Linked DNA regions of Mus musculus: region 1 is linked to region 2. A link is a loop called in an ENCODE intact Hi-C map of the cell type or tissue named here. Cell type or tissue: heart. All regions are shown on one strand. Links, peaks and the distances in the headings refer to the core of each region. The heading gives the core; the rest is flanking DNA.

Evidence for each region. Peaks named below come from ENCODE experiments on the same cell type or tissue, not always from the same donor. Only the 100,000 strongest peaks of a DNase experiment are listed, where the experiment ranks them.
Region 1: it touches region 2 in a loop (1.8-fold over the local background); 5 of 42 quality-filtered maps call a loop at or near these places.

Annotation. Positions count from the first base shown.
Region 1 is chr15:99,456,417-99,464,365 of GRCm38, forward strand. Nckap5l (NCK-associated protein 5-like) reads right to left here and starts at 1,332. Exons shown (of 13, transcript NM_001001884.1): 1 at 1,216-1,332. In heart, for the core only: a CTCF peak has its summit at 1,604; DNase peaks (open chromatin) are centred at 195, 835 and 1,405; H3K4me3 peaks cover 2,401 bases; H3K27ac peaks cover 2,198 bases.
Region 2 is chr15:99,316,798-99,324,794 of GRCm38, forward strand. Fmnl3 (formin-like 3) reads right to left here. Exons shown (of 27, transcript NM_011711.2): 13 at 7,944-7,997; 14 at 6,523-6,802; 15 at 6,015-6,083; 16 at 5,806-5,930; 17 at 5,398-5,600; 18 at 4,834-5,068; 19 at 4,637-4,705; 20 at 4,458-4,538; 21 at 4,239-4,368; 22 at 3,556-3,716; 23 at 3,188-3,289; 24 at 2,765-2,857; 25 at 2,334-2,457; 26 at 2,121-2,220; 1 more. The coding sequence ends at 2,129. Prpf40b (pre-mRNA processing factor 40B) reads left to right here. Exons shown (of 26, transcript NM_001370635.1): 26 at 1-221. Among named protein-coding and RNA genes, the nearest start is that of Prpf40b, 26 kb to the left of the region's middle. In heart, for the core only: CTCF peaks have their summits at 2,447 and 4,014; DNase peaks (open chromatin) are centred at 2,454, 2,874 and 3,574; H3K27ac peaks cover 1,202 bases.

The sequences.
Region 1 (7,949 bases), core at 1-4,000, 140 kb after region 2:
GGGGGGGTCCTGTAAGATTGAAGAGGGTCTACAACAAAGCAATTGTACAATGCTCACTTCCCCTCAGAGGCCTGAGCACACAATAGTGAGAGACTCCTTCCCCATGGTTCCTCAAACCAGTCCTGATTGCCGGCCTCTGTCTCCAACCACTTCCTCTGGCTGACAATTGTGTTTAAGCAGGAGGGCCCACTGGAGAACGGGAGAGTTGGCGGAGAGGGAAATCAAAGATTGCCTCCAAACCTAAGGAAGCCTTCAAGCCTAAAACCTCCAGCTCCTGAGGAAGGCGGTCTTTAAAAAGCAGCTGTTGGGCAGGCTGGGTGGGTTCATGTGAGCCCTCTGGAAAACCAGGCTTAGGAGATGAAGGCCTTCTGTGCCCTTGGGACAGCGCCAAGGCTAGAGAGACAAGAGGGGCCTTCCGCCCAGGATATAAAAAGAGGGAGTTGGGGTCCCAACTGCCGCTCTCCTGGGCCTGCTAAACCAAGGGAATGTCAGGCACAAATAAATTCTCTGCATTCTTTTCAGCACCCCAGCCCAAACCCAGAAACCTTTTCAGTCGGGGCTGCCCTGTCCCTTACTCCAGCCCAACCCATCTCCTTCGCTCAGCCTCTATTCAGCATGCAGGTTGTCGGGTTCCCTTCTTCCCACAGCCCCTCAGAGCCTCAGCAGGGTGGTTCCCAAGACCCGGTCACTCCGCCTTTCCCCGCCTCCCCCACGCCCTACAGCCCCGGGCCACAGGGACTGGAAGGAGTGCGAAGGGGTGCCCCGGGCTGCAGTCTGCGCCTGCGCTTTGGGGAGAGCCCCCTCCCTCCGCAACCCAGCACCGCTAAACGCTACCGGGACCGTGGGATACGGGGAGGGTGGGATGCGCAGTGGGGGCAAGGTCAGTGCTTTCAAAGAGGGAGGGACACCCGCCACCGGAACATCCCCCCACTCCCGAAAGTTTCCCTTCCGGGGCCACCGAGTGTGCGCGAGGATGGCGCAGGGGGCGGGAGGGGGTGGGGTGGGGGGGTGGACAAAGTCACAACAGGACCCCTCCTGGGAGAGTGCAGCGCGAGGGACCGGCAGGCGTCGAGGTGTGGGCCGGAAGCCTCGCTCGCTGCCCCTTCCAGCCAAAGCTGCCACGAGAGCCTTTCACTCCACACTCCGCGGCCCCCACCCGGGGCGTGCGGCCCCCCACCTCTCAGCCCGTTAAATGCCAAACAGGCCTGAACTTACCGAAATCAGGTGCTGAGCTCGACTGGCTTGGTCCACAGGGTCCATGGCCGCATCTCGGGGGCGGGAGGGCGAGGGGGGTGCAGGAAAAGGGGGGTACCGGAGCCACCTCTTGATGTCAAGGCTTTAAAGGGGCCAATGAGCCCCGCCCCTCGCCCAGACCCCGCCTCCCTCCTCCCGCTCAGCCAATCCACGCTCAGCCTGGGTGCCTGCCCCTCCCAGCTCTATCCAGATGTTCCCAGGACGAGAGCTAAGTCTGCCCGGCCGGCGCGCGCCGCTTCCGCCCGAGTGGGCAGGGCCTCCCCTCCCCTCCCCCCTGCGGAGAAACACTCTTCCTCAGGCCGGAGCTGACCTGCAAAGCCTTCGCGGTGCTCCCGGTGCTCCTGGTGCTGGGGATCGGGATGCCAGGCCCGGCCGAGTGGGACTGGAGCCGGGGCATTTAGAACAGAGAAAACTAAGTAGGTTTGCGCGGGCCCACGGGCATGCGCGTCTGCTTCCGTGGGTCTGGGCGTGCACGTGTATGTGGTTGAGAGCGTGTTTGTAATTTGCTGCATACGTGTTAGGTGCAAATCTACAGGAAGAGGCTTGAGTGTCTCCTTGGCCTGAAATGCACCCGCCTCTCTTTTCCATCTCTAGGTCGGGGACCTCCCAGAAATCTGGAAACTGGAAGCGAGGAACAGGCACATGTGTAGAAAGCAGTGCTGGTTTAAGAAGCAAGGCAGACCCAGGCGTGGTTGCTCATGAGAAATCCTCGCACTTGTGAGGCAGAGGCAGGTAGATCTGTAGTGCAGAAAAAAGAGACTGTGGTTGGTTTTTAGCTACTTTCTGTCAGGGAAGAAGAAAGTACAGTCCAGTCACTTCACTAACCGGGAGGAAACAAGCTAACTCTTGCAGGCCTTTGCAACTTAAGAGCTCAGTACGGTTGTCCTTGGTCTGTTTGTTGTTACTGATTGGTTGAGACAGGATCTCTAACTCTGGCTAGCCAGGAACTCATGATATAGGCCTGGCTGACCTTGAACTTGTCATGATCCTATAGCTTCTGTCTCCATTTTGGTCCTTAAACACTTCCTTGCCCTTCGGTGGATACCTTATAATCCTCAGCTATATGCACTGTATTAACTGGCCTGGATGCGCACACAGGGGAATTCAGAGGTATCTTTGGACACTTTGTATATTTTATTAATATTGCTTCTCTCTTAGGTGTACAAATGAGACTTAAAGCAAAATTAGTCCAGTAAAAGAACGGGTGCCCTACAAGAATGTAGGGTGGTCAGGTTGGCTGGGATGCATTTAAGGGGTCCTCTCTGAAGAAGGCATTTTAGAGTGGGAGTCTAAAGATGGAGAACTTGAGTAGGACCCAGGCAGGAATAAAGACAAGTGATTGGCAAGAAGCTAATTACCAGAGTGGGATAGCAAGCAAATCCTCTTTTGTAGGGGGGGGGGGGCAATGCAAGAGGTTTTATCTGGAAAACAGAATGAGCATTTATATAAGGGAGTCATTTTGGATTAAACAACAACAACAGAAGAAGAAGAAGAAGAAGAAGAACAACAACAACAACAACAACAACAACAACAACAACAACAACCACCACCACCACCACCACCTCCGGTCTCGCTGTGCAATTCAGGCAGACTTCCAACGCTCTGCCCCCCAGTGTCAGGACACAGGTGTCATGTACTGGGTGTCAGGACCGCAGGTGTGCCACCAGGCCTAGAGCATGCATGCACACACCAAGCATGCACTCTGGTGCCGAGCCAAATCCACAGCCTTCCACTCCCTCTTCATCTTGTTTCTTGATGTTCTTTGAGGGTGCCTTTGGACACTACAGGACTGATTAATCCTTGGCCAGTCATCCCGTATTTACGGAATAGGGATTAATGTGCTGACCCCGGGGGGATAACAATAATTAGACACAATCTCCCCTCAAAGGGTTTTGAAGCCCAACACAAATGATGTATCTGCGGTTCTTGCGTCTTGGGATGGAAATCTTAAGTCCGTCAGGTATTTCTAACTATTTTAAATGTTTTGCAGGTGACTGAATTTTTGGAAGCAAATGACATCTAGATTGGTTGGGTTTTTGTTTTGTTTTGTTTTGTTTGTTTGTTTGGTTGGTTGGTTGATCGAGACTGAGTGTACTGGAATTCTCTCTAGACCATGCTGGCCTCGAACTCAGAGATCTACCTGCCTTTGCCTCTCTCCTGAGTGCTGGGATTGAAGGTGCGCGCCATTGCCCGGCTTAGAGTGTTTGTTTTATGTTTTGTTTTGTCTCTTTCATGTGCTCACCCTTATTTAGTAGGCACAGACAGAGCATTTGTCCATGGCCTTGCCCTCCTGGCTGGCCCTGGAGCACTTGCTATTTTGATAGGCTTCAGGCTTCAGCTGTGAAGCTGTAGCAGCGCTCCACGGTTATTTTCTTGGGTGAGGCTTGCTACGTTTTGACTCGGTTTTACTAATCAATTTATTAAAAGTCTGAAGCCCCAAGATTGATTATTCTCCATTCTTAGTCTGCATCACTAATGACATCCTTCCCTTGTTTGTAATAAGATGAGCTAAGACTTCTTGGGGGCTGGGGCTGTAGACTGCTGTTTACACACCCGTGTGATGGTGTGGCATAACTGCGTATATAGTGATGATGACCCTAGAAAGCCACGCCCTCACTACTCACAGTGGCATTTGAATTCAGATCTCCCGGAACTGAATAATGGGTGATTGTGAGCCACCTTGTGAGTGCTGAGACTTAACCCTGGTCCTCTGCAATGGCATCAGGGTACTCAGCTGCCTTCCCACATTCTCTGCTTTAATGCTGTGTGGTTGACCATTTAGCGCTGGGTGTCTTCCCTCTTCAGAGGTTGGCGTTGAATCACTTTGCTGCCGTGCTGGCTGAGAAGATGGCCAAGTTTAGAACTCCTGGAATTAAGAGATAGTTGGGTTGTCAACTAGCTTCTCAGAATACCCTAACCTGCCTATTTTTTTTAGGTTGGGTCAACTTCAGGACACAGTCTAGATATTACTACTCCTACTAAGAAGGAGAAAGGTGCTGGCTAGTGCTCAGTTAATTTTCTCAACAGGAATAAGCATTGCCAATGTACTTTGAAATCTCTCACTGGTAAGATATGATGGATCTGCTCACATCTTTTAATTATTTTTTTCTTTTCTCCTCCTCCTCCTCCTCCTCCTCCTCCTCCTTTTCTTCTTCTTCTTCTTCTTCTTCTTCTTCTTCTTCTCCTCCTTCTCCTCCTCCTCCTCCTCCTCCTCCTCCTCCTCCTCCCCCTTCTTCTTGTTGGACCTAATGGTCCAGGCTTAAGGACCCTGCTACTCAGGAAGATCACAAATTCAAGGCCTGCCTGAGTTACAGAGTGAGTTCAAATGTCAGTTTAGGTAATTAAATGAGACCCTATCTCAAAATAAAAAGTAAATAAAGAGATGGGGATATTGCTCAGTGGGAGAGTACTTGCCTAGTATGTATGAGGTCCTGGGCTTAGTCCCCCAAATTTTTACTGCACGTTTTTTTCTATGCCAGGCATTGAGCATATGGTACCAGGCTAAGTAGTAGGGATGACTTGCAGACGTACCAATGTGAGAAGTATCCTAAGAGCAAAGCAGACTCTTGTGTGGTTTTAGGTGAGGGTTGGGGTAGAGCTGGTAGGATGCATAATCAGGCTAATATTTTGTGTTTTGTTTTTGAGACTGGGTCTCATTGTGTAGCCCTGGCTGGCCTGGAGTTCCCTATGACAGGGGTTCAAAGCCTTCCTGATGCTGCGATCCCTTTAGTACAGTTCCTCATGCTCCGGTGAGGAACATAAAATTATTTTCATTGCTACTTTGTAGCTGTAATTTTGCTACTGTTATGGATTGTAATGTAAATATCTGCTATACAGAATATTTGATATGTGACCCCTGTGAAAGGGACATTTAACCCCCAAAGGGGTCATGACCTATGGGTTGAGGCTGTCCTTGAACTCGGAGAGATCTGCCTGCCTCCCAGCGCTTGGATCAAAGGTGTGCGCCAGTACACTTGGCTTCAGAGCTGTATTTTGGAAAGATCGCTGTTGTCACAGTCTGGACAGACTGAAGTCAGGGCCACCAGGCAGAAAGATTTATAATAATTGGGGAAAAGGAGGGAAAGTGAGTGGTCTGGGGCAGGACTGTGAGAGGAGTGATGGGTATTAGAGACACAGAAAATATGGCAGGCTGGGTATGTGCTGCATGCCTTTATCTCACCTCTTGGGAAGGATCTCTGGGAGTTCGAGACCAGCCTGGTCTACATTCTGAGTTTCAGGTCAGCCAGAGCTACATAATAGAGATACCATGTCGCCATAAACCAAGAACCAAACACCAAACAAAGAAAATGGCATACATAGCTGTAGAAGCAATGGACCTTGGGGTTAGAAGGGGAGGGACGCAGAGAGGAGGCCAAGACCTTTAAATGGCAGACTTTGCAGCCAGGAGGGCTGCTCACTGACATAAAAGATGCTGGGGAAGAAGAGGTTTAGATGGCCTGCTTGCTTCCAAACAGGTTGGCACTGAAATGCCCAGAAGTGGGGCTGGAGAGATGGCTCCATGATTAGGAGCACTGACTGCTCTTCCAGAGGTCCTAGGTTCAGTTCCCAGCAACCACATGGTGGCTCTCAACCATCTGTAATGGGATCCGATGCCCTCTTCTGGTGTGTCTGAAGACAGCTACAGGTACTCACATATGTAAAATAAGTAAATGAATCTTTTTTTTTTTTTTAAAAAAAAAAAAAGCCCAGCTGGGCATGGTGGCGCACACCTTTAAATCCCAGCACTTGGGAGGCAGAGGCAGGCGGATTTCTGAGTTCAAGGCCAGCCTGGTCTACAAAGTGAGTTCCAGGACACCCAGGGCTACACAGAGAAACCCTATCTTGAAAACAAACAAACAAACAAACAGAAATGGCCAGAAGGTACCCTACTGGAAATTGCCTATCCACATTGAGTGCTTCCTTTGCAGTTCCCCCTTCCTAGTGCTCCCTTCCCAGTGCTCCCTTCTTAGTGCTCCCTTCCCAGTGCTCCCTTCCTAGTGCTCCCTTCCCAGTTGCTGCTGTTCCTCAGGAGAGGCTACAGATACACTGCATGTTAACCTCAATCCTTAGGACAATCCTGTCTATATATACTGTAGTGCATCATCCAGCCTAGAGAATCCCACCATTTCCTCTGCGTTCCAAGACGTGGAAAGGTTAGGATGCTAAGATGCATGTGATGAAAGCGGGAGAGAGGCTGGGGGAGAGGAGGCTGGCAGGGATGGGGAAGGGATGGTGTGGAAGGATGAACTGGCTTTATGTTACCCAGCGTTGTGGACAATGAATATATGCTTTTCTCGAGGATTCAGGTTTGACGGGCGCTCACTACTACCTGTGACTCCAGTTTCAGGGGATCCGACTCCCTCTTCTGGCCCTGCAGGCACCAGGCAGGCATGTAGTACACAGCTCAAACACTCATACCCATAAAAAATAATTAAAAAAAAAAAAGATTGGAAACAGTAATGTAGGCTTTTGGATACATACTTTTGAGGTTCGAGAGAGGATTTGGACTAATGGAATCTATGAGTCATTAAAACTGGGGGTAACTGAGCCAGGGTGGAGGAAGTCGTGCAGGAGGAGAGGGGGTGCTGGAACAGAACCCCGTGGAGTACAAGCATTCGACAGGGGGCTCCAGAGGAATGCCATCGCCAGAGTCCGAGCCAGATGTCCAAGGACCAGCCAGTTTCCAGTGAGCCAGAAGCTGGGTCAGGACAATCGTTCTTGTTGACTTTAGCCACACGTCACGGGAGACTGGCAAAACCAGATTCTGAACGGTTGAGAAAGACGTACACAGTAAGTAATGGAGTCAGAAAGCGCTCAGATCTTTCGAGAATCTTGGCTGTGTGGTTAGGGAAAAGACTAGGCAGATGTAGATGTACAAGGCAATTGGATATCCACAAGAGCCGTTTTAGTCAGCTATGGGGAGGCATGGCTTAATTTAGAAAATTGTTTAAATTTAATCTTTTAGAAGTACGTGCACGCCGGGCCGGGGAGATGGTTCAGTCAGTAAACTGCCATGCATACGAGGGCTGCAGTTAAGGTCACTAGCACCCATGTAAAAAGAAAAGGAAAGGAAAGAAAAAAAGCACATCTGTAACCCAGCAGTGTGCACGGAGGGGCCCCTGGACCTCACTGACCAGCCTAGTCAGTCAGTGTGGTCCAGATTCAATGGCAGACTGTGTCTCCAAAGATAAGATGGAGCGATAGAGGAAGACGCTTGATGTCAATCTCTGGCCACCATAAGCGCTTCCCACCTCCCCCAGCCCCATGTGCACATGTACACATATATATACTGTGTTTGCGTACACCCCATCTGAACTCACACTATGACACACACACACACATGCACACACACACACACACACACAAACACACAGTGCACATAGGGGTGGGGATTTCTCTCAGTCAGCATGAGGACCTGAGGTTGGATGCCCGGTACCCACAGAAAAAGTTGGCTGTGTGAGGCAGCTTGTGCTGGGGAGGCAGAGGCAGGGACGGGCCCAGAAGGACCCCTGGGGCTTGCCGTCAGATAGTCTAACTGACCAGTGGGCCCCAGGCTCAGTGAGAAACCCTTCCTAGAAAAATGAAGGCCAGCAAGATGGCTTAGCAGGAAATGCTACTGCCACGAAGGCTGGATGACCTGAGTCTGATACCAGGAACCACAGTGGAAGGAGACTGACGCCCGAGAGTTGTCCTTC
Region 2 (7,997 bases), core at 1,799-5,798:
GTGGGTGATGCCAGTAGATAGTGTGAGAAGGGGTCTCCAGGAAAGAGACAGGCTGCTTGGACACAGCCTGGGTGGCCGAGGGCAGGGTCCTCACCCTCTAGCATCAGTGCCTGCTCTTGCCTGACCTGGCCCTGGGGCTCCACCACTACTTCCTCTCCCCTGGGACCCGATGTATGTGTTCTGTTTTGTTTTTTAAATAATATTTATAACATGATCTACAACTCCTTTGTCCTCTTCATGTACTATCCACTGGGGACCAGCAGAGGGCACTCCAGTTCTGACAGCTTCCTCCCTGTGTTTAAAGCCCAGCCAGGCTTCCCCTGCCATCTAGGCTCATCACTCCTGAAATGGAGGAAAACACTTCCCACCCAAACTCATATCCTCATGGCCACTCTGACAAAGAGAAGACAGCTTGGTGCAAGACTTTGTTGAGAGGTCTGGGATTTATGTACAAGAAAGGAAAAGATACATATACAAAACAAAGTGCCCCTGCATTCCCTTCCAGGGTCAGAGCCCAGTAGGGAATTGAGCAAATAGTCTGTGAAGATCCTCTGTTGCCTGTTCCTGGGCCAGAGTCCACCTAGCTGAGGAAAGGTGAGATTGCGGCACATCCTTCCTCTAGCAGTCTTGGAGCTGGGACAGACAGTGCCTCTGCTCTTCAATCAGTGGGAAGACAGCAGGCAGGGTGGGGTCCAAGCCCTTCCTTGCATTGTTTGGAGCAGGAAGTGCCCATCCAGAGGGAGACCGCCAGGGGTCAGCTGCTCCCACTGCCACCCACTCTGCATGTTAAGTGTTAGCCCTTCTTTTTCCACTTTTGAAAGCCACAGGTCTTCCTCCACAATCCTTTGGTTTTAAGGAAGTGGAGCAGGAGGCAATGCAGGACAGCAGCTGGCTCAGGAAGCCAAGAAGATGGGTGCCAAGGTGGGTGGGACATGGGTCTAGGAGAGCAGAACAGCAACAAAAGAACCCTGAAGACGCAGGCAGCCAGTGGGCCTGCCATTGCTCCTCTGTCCCTTTTTACTAGGGCTCAGCAGAGTGGGCCCAGGCAAAGATTATCCAATATTGGCAGAGTCCAGGGATCCATTAGTGTGGATACTCTCTAAACCAGAGCTGACTGTGGGATTGCAAAGGCGGGGTGGGGGGACCCGTATTTCTTCTTGGATGTACTTCCTCCTCTAGGATCCCACTAGACCCTGGGAAGAGGGGGGCTGTGTACCCTCGTGTGCTGAAGCCGGAAGTGGTTTTTCCCAGCCCTGAACTGACCCTTCAGGAAATGAAGTTGAAGACTTGGGGCAAAGTGCACTATGGGGGGCACTAGGGAAATGTCAGACCCCTATAGACCTAGTGCCCACAGTGGCACAGGGACGAGCCAGCCTCAGCTGGAGCAGCAGGAGCTTGAACAACACAGCCTTCTGCTGGGCCCTGGGCCCACTGTCCAGATCTGCAGGACTCTGAGAATTAAGGTACTTCTGCCTCCAGGAGGATCTCAGTGGGGACCTGGAGCTCGAGGAGGGCCACTGGGTGGTACAGCACTCCTGACTTGACTGTGAACGACCATGCGTTGGTGGTTAAAGCCTGTGGGGAAAACAAGCGCATGAACAGTGACTAGGCAGGGACACCGAGCAAGACAGCACCTGAGGAAGAAGTCAGCCATGAAAAGGTCAGGGAAGCTCTTAGAGGAAGGCTTGAGAGCCAGCTAGAAAAACTGCTGGAACGATTCTCAGAGGGTAGCATAGGAAACTAAAGGCCACCCAGGAAAATATTAAGCCAAACTAGATGTCAAGAAGCAGAGGTTAGGGACATCTATCCCTGAGTAGGAGCTACTAGAACTCTTAGGGGAGACCAGGACCCAAGCAAGATACTTTGGGTCTATGACTGGAGCCTCAGTCATCCAAAGCATTAGGTCTTGCCTGCTCTGGCCTAGCTCCTAACCCTGGCCCAGAGACACCTTAACCCTTGGATCTTAGTAGCTAGGACAGTATTAGTGGGAGGACCCATGCAGGGATAAGCTGTGTTTCTCAGAGCATGCAGCATGCAAAGTCTGTGTCTCCATCACTGGGAGGATGCTACCAGAAGATGACTCCAAGGCATGCAGAGAGGGCAGCTAGAGTGCCCAGTACCTGTCAGGCTAACAGTTTGACTCGTCATGGTGGGCTGCATCACAGAAGAAACGTGAGCCCCGCTTGGCAGTACGTGCCGTGAAAGGGACACTCTTCAACACTACGGCCCAGGAGAGACAGTGATCAGGTCTTATGGGAAAACAGACTAGGAAGCAGGACCAAAGGGAATTAGGTCAGGCTCTGGGAATTGGGCCCAGTGGACAAACGTCCCACCTGTGATGATGTCCTCAATGGTACCATCCTTCCCCTCGTAAACAGGCCGGTGTTCCTTAGCTTGGCGCCGCCTCAGCTCTGCAATTAGCTCCTGCTGTTGCCATTTGTTCCGCTGGGATGGAGTCTAAGCCAGATATTACAAGGGGAAGGAAGTCATCACTAACCCAAAAGCAACTGGTTCCTGTCCCAAGATGTAGGCTGAAGATGACCCTGCTGAGAGTAACCCTGTGTCCTGTCCATCGGTGTCTACCCCTCCCTCTAGACTCACGCTGTCAGCCACTCCAAGGGAGGGAGGGAGACAGACACAGAGAGTGTGTGTGTGTGTGTGTGTGTGTCTTGGTTCTCCATGTCCTTCCTTGCTCCTTGCTCCCTGCTCCCTGAATCCTCAATTCTCTGTCCTGTCTTCCAGACCAGCTCTTGGTCCCACCCACCTTGGCATCCAGCTTCTTGGCTTCCTGAGCCAGCTGCTTCTCCCGCATTACCTCCTCTTGTTTCTTGCGAGCTTCATTCTCTTGTTCTGCTTCCTTAGATAGGACCAAGAGAGGGGAAGGAGCTTGAGGTTTTCACAGGCTGGAAGGGAGGGCCTGACACTAAGCATGAAGGGTGGGTGGCAGTGGGACCAGCTAACCCCAGGTGGCCACTCTCTGGAGGGGTACTTCCTGCTCTGAACAATGAAAGGAAGGGCCTGGGCCCCCACCCTGCCCACCAGTCCACAGTTTAGAGGCCTGTCGCCAGCTTCCATGGTTCCTTCCCTAGACCTTAGGAACTGGAAAAGTCTCAGACTTGAAGCCCAGGCTCGCTCTTGACTAATCATCTTCTACCAGCATAACTCCTGAAACGTTTCTTCAACTTACCTTGTAAGAACGAATGAATCGGACAAATACTGGGAAAAACACAGAAGGAGGTGTGGTCTTGGGACTCTCACCAAAGTAGCGCACAACTGCATTGTAGGCCTCCTGAGTAAGTAAAGGGCAGACAGAGGGGTCATCCCAGTGGGGAGGAGGCCCACAGAAAGCAAAGCCTGCTGCCAGGAGAGGAAAGCCAGTTACCCAAGCCCCTCCTAAGTCATAGCTTCAGACATGGATATCTGCTATCTTTAAAGTCCCTTGTTACTACCCCCTCACCTGCCCACACTGCTGGCCAAGAGTTGGATGCCTACCTCAAGTGGCCACTGTGCTGGCTTTAGATGTTTGTTTCCCCCCCACCCCAGTTCCTCACTCACCTCGGCAGTCTTGGCATCACGCTGGAGCTTGTCCAGTTTGCCTTCATTGGTACTAAGGAAGTTTCGAAGGACGCTGTTGTCATGAATGCTGCATTCCCGCCGAATCAGCTCCATTCCCCGGCCCAGCTCTTTCACGTCTAGCAGCACGTTCTCCAGGGACACTGTTTACCAAGAGCCTGGCTGAGGCTTACCCAGGCCTACAGCACATTTGTCCCACCATGTCCCCTTGGCATAGACTTCAGGGATGTACATGTAGAGAAGTCTGTGTCAAGCAGGCTGGGCTCTCTCGGGCAGTAGGAGGGAATGGAGAGAGTTCATGGGCCCAAAGAACAAGGTAGCAAAGGAAGGAAAACCAGAGACAGCTAGTCCCCGTCCCCCGTCCTGTCCCCGTCCCCCCACCCCCCCCACCACCCGGGCAGGACAGAAACAGTAGTACTGTGTATCTGTCTGTAGGGGGCTTTACAGGTTTTCTAATCACATCACAGACATGATTAGAGAACTACACTCTCTGGGCCAGGCTAAGGGAAACCTGATCCTACTTGAGCACATGGAAGGCTCACTCTCTTTGGGGTTGCCCCTGCTCATAGATTTAGTAGTGAGAAAGAAGATAGCAAAAGCCAGAAATGGACCGGGTGTTCCTCCTGTTCAGCTTCCTGGGATCGTCTTGAAGAGGGCACCCTCACCTGCTGCAGCCTTCTCCACAAAGTGCAGCTCCTGCCAGAAGTTAGCCAGTTCCGGGTATTTCTCCTTCACCGTCAAGGCAATGAAGTGCAGCAGGGTCATCTTTCGGTCCGTGGACTTGGTGTCCAGCAGCTGAAAGGGAGAGGTGGTGGCAGCACTGAGCGCCCTGGCTTGGGCACTAGGGTCTGTATGTCCTGCACATGCTGTCCCTGCCATCTTACCAGGTCCAGGCTCTGGAGCTTGAAGCCGTAGACAGCACCTCGCTTGCTGCTGTTCATGTAGTTCCCCAATGCAAGGATGATCTGTTGGTAAGATGCAAGGCAGGCAGCTCACAACAGCCCCAGGACCCCCCTGCCCTAGGACTTGAGACCCACCAGCACCAGGCACTCCCTTTCCCAACCTCCAGCATCTGCTTCAGTTTCTGTGAGGACTTGACGGAGGCAGAGGCTGCAATGATGGCATTCAGTTGCTGAAAGACAAGATGAACACTATGATACCCAGGTTGGGAGGAGGATAAAGCCAAGGCATAGGCCAGAAGGAAGGACAGTGGACATGACTGGTCACAGCAGTGCATAGTAATTAGGGAAGAGGCTGTACCGGTGTGAGCATCTGCAGATTGTCCTGGAAGTTGCCAAGAAAGGCCATGCCAGCCATTCGCTGGGTCAGCCGTTCCACCTTGCTGAAGAGCAACATGAAGCGGTCCTCAGCTGCCAGCTCCTCTAGTGGCTGTCGTTCACGCTCATACTGCCGCAACAGTTTCACCTCTGCCTCTGTAGGCAGGAAGCGCATCAGGCATTCCACGAAGTCTACAGGTAGTGTCTGTAAGTCAAACCTGTGTAGGATGAACAACACAGCACTTCAGGTGTGACATCTGTCCACATCTTCCCTTCTCCTTAGAAGGACTAGAGAGCAATACACAGGACACAGCTGCTGATGCTGTTCCCGCCCGATAAACTCTTCCTACTGGGCAGAACATGCAGCTTCTCTCACTGAGCCTGAGACCCAGCCTGGAGTCAGTATGCTCTGCTCTGGTTAGTGGGTAACTGAGAAAAGTGAGCAAGTCCTGTCAGGAACCCTGGAATCCAGGGAAACCCAGGTGCTGTGGGGATAACTGGGACAACAGCTATCTGGGGACCAGGCACAAGTTGGTGGGAGCCTCACGTGTGGATGGCCCTGCAGATCTCCTCAGCTGAGCGCCCAGCCTTGCGAAGGGTGATAGCCAGGTTCTTGGCACGATTGGCTTCCAAAAGGGTCACCTTGCTGGCAGCCTTTTGTGCTGTCTTATTCTTGGAGCAGATGAGATCAAGAGCAGGGCCCTGGGCTTTTGTCTTAAATAACTCTTCAAACCTGTCCAGGTCTAAGTCCTGGCAGAAATAAGAAGGCACAATGTTAAAAGCTCAAACAGTGACAATACCCACTGACCATGTGTCCTGCAGTCGTGACTAGATAATGGGGTCAGTCTTGCTCTGCCTGAAAGCTTTTCCAAGACCAGAAGATCTGGCTCTAAAGTCATCCCAGTCTCCAGGCCTCACACTAGCCCCACCCTTCTGGACCCCAAACCCCTGTCACCTCCAAAATCTTCTCATCATCAAGTTCACTGAAGACAGTGCCATTGATCTGATTGGGTTTTAGTGCTGTCCAGTTGAAGACTGGCAACCGGAACTTGGTCTTGATAGGTTTCTTGATGCGAATGGCTAGGTTTTCGAAGGAGGACAGATGTGAGATAAGAGCTGAGGAAAAACTCCAATAGCACTGCCCAGAGCCCTGAGGACACTCACCTGACAGGCCCACTGTCAACACCACAGAAGGAGCAGCACCAGGGAGAGGTGGGGCAGGGGGACACTTGTCTGGGAAGAATAAATGCCATCGTGACCCACAGTCCTAAGACTCTAGGCTACCCAAACTCTGCCTGCCTCCCTCTCCTTTGAGACCCAGAGAAGAGTGCTATGGAAGCTCTGGTCAAGTTGATCCTAGAAGTATACTGAAGGGGAGAGCCAGCACTAGTCCCTGACGGAGTTTCTCTTGTCAGTTTAACCTTCAGTTTGGCGGCCTTCAGAGGAATAATTGAGAGCAGCACCTCAGAGATCCTTGAAGCAGAATCTGCTCCCAGCATTCCTATTTCCCACAAACACTGGTCCTCCCTTAGCCCTCTCTCTCATCCTGACTTGATATCCTCCTGGCCCTCAAATGATGCTATTTCCCAGCTGTTTCCTAAGAAAGACATTTCTGACTACAGTACTGGCCTCACAAAAAACCTGCCCCTCCCGGCTTGGAAGTCCCAGTTACCTGGTAGTGGAGGAGGGGGCGGAGGCAAAGGGGGAGCTGGTGGAGGAGGCAGAGGAAGAGTCTCCTCAGTAGGTGGGGCTGGAGCCAGCAGGTCCAAGTCAGAGGGTGGGATGCCTTCAGTCAACTCTGTAGGGCCTACCCTGGCTAGGGCCTCGCCGCCCATGGATTCCAGGCCCCGGGCACTTGGCTCCAGGTGGCATCGGCGCTGGAAGGCCTCCTCCTTTTCCTTAATGAGCCTCCGAAGAGTATGCACCTGGTTGCTTGTGTTCTCATATGTCTCCTATCAGGCAGACAGCAACATTGAGGGAAGAATGGGCTGAAGGCTCTATAGTCAGTTCCCCTGGGAGTCAGAATTCCTACCCAACAGATTCCCAAGAAGGGTCATCTCAGTGTGCTCAAAATAGAAGAAATCCAGGAACAGCAAAGCTGGAGTGTGGCAGAGCAGAAAAGAAAGCTTGCTTCCACTGGTAATAGGTCATCTTTCTCTGCTCAAGTCTGTTCTCACTGCATAGGGCCCTCAAGGCTGAAGGAAAAGGATGCCCCTTTGAAACTCCCATTGGTCCCCTGCTAGATGGGCACTGCTGCTCTCTCCACAGACCTTACGTCTTCATTACTGCTTTTATTTCATTGGCTGTGGATACCAGCTCAGATGGGAGGTTCACGGAGAAGCCTTTGTGATCGCTCTATCCTTCCTGGCTCCCTCTCCAGTACTAGGAAGGGATAAGCAGATATCCACTGAGCCGCGCTCAGTAGCCACATAACCATATTCTTCCAAGACAAAGAGGTTGTGGCTTTATAACTAAGCTATAAAGTTAGGAGAAAAAACTCAAGAGACTGAAATAGGAGAAGCACTGCCCTCCAGGACCCCTGTAGACAGTAATAAGCAGTCGGGCTACTCTAACCATGCTCAGTAAAGAGCGGAGAAGCATTTGAAGAACAAGCCAGCAAGTGGACAGGAAGCCTGCCTGCCCTGGATCCTAGGGGACCAGGAGCACATCATCCACTCCCATTCTCGTCCGGGTCTGGCCAACTCCAGCTTCGAGATTCTCTCTCAAGATAAATCATGGGGAGGAAGCGAGGCGGTGGTGGTACACACCTTTAACCCCAGGATCTAGGAGGCGGAGGCAGGAGAGATCTCTGAATTCGAGGGCAGCCTAGTCTATAGACTGAGTTCTAGAATAGCCAGGGCCACATAGAGAAATCCTATCTCAAGAAGAAAGAAGGAGGGAGGAGAGAGGAGGAGGAGGAAGAAAAAAAAAAAACCCAGGAGGTAGGGTGGATCACCAGGTCATCCTTGCCTGAGTGCTGGGCATAGATTAGTGTCTTCCCTTGACATGATCTGAGAAGAAAAGAAGTGCCTAGGAGAGGACTGGAATCTGGGTGAGCAGAGGCCGCCCCACTGCCCCTCCCCTCCCTGGCACCTTGATGCTCTCCAGCTCCTTTTCCCGCTGTAGCAGCTGCTTCTCCAGTTCTGC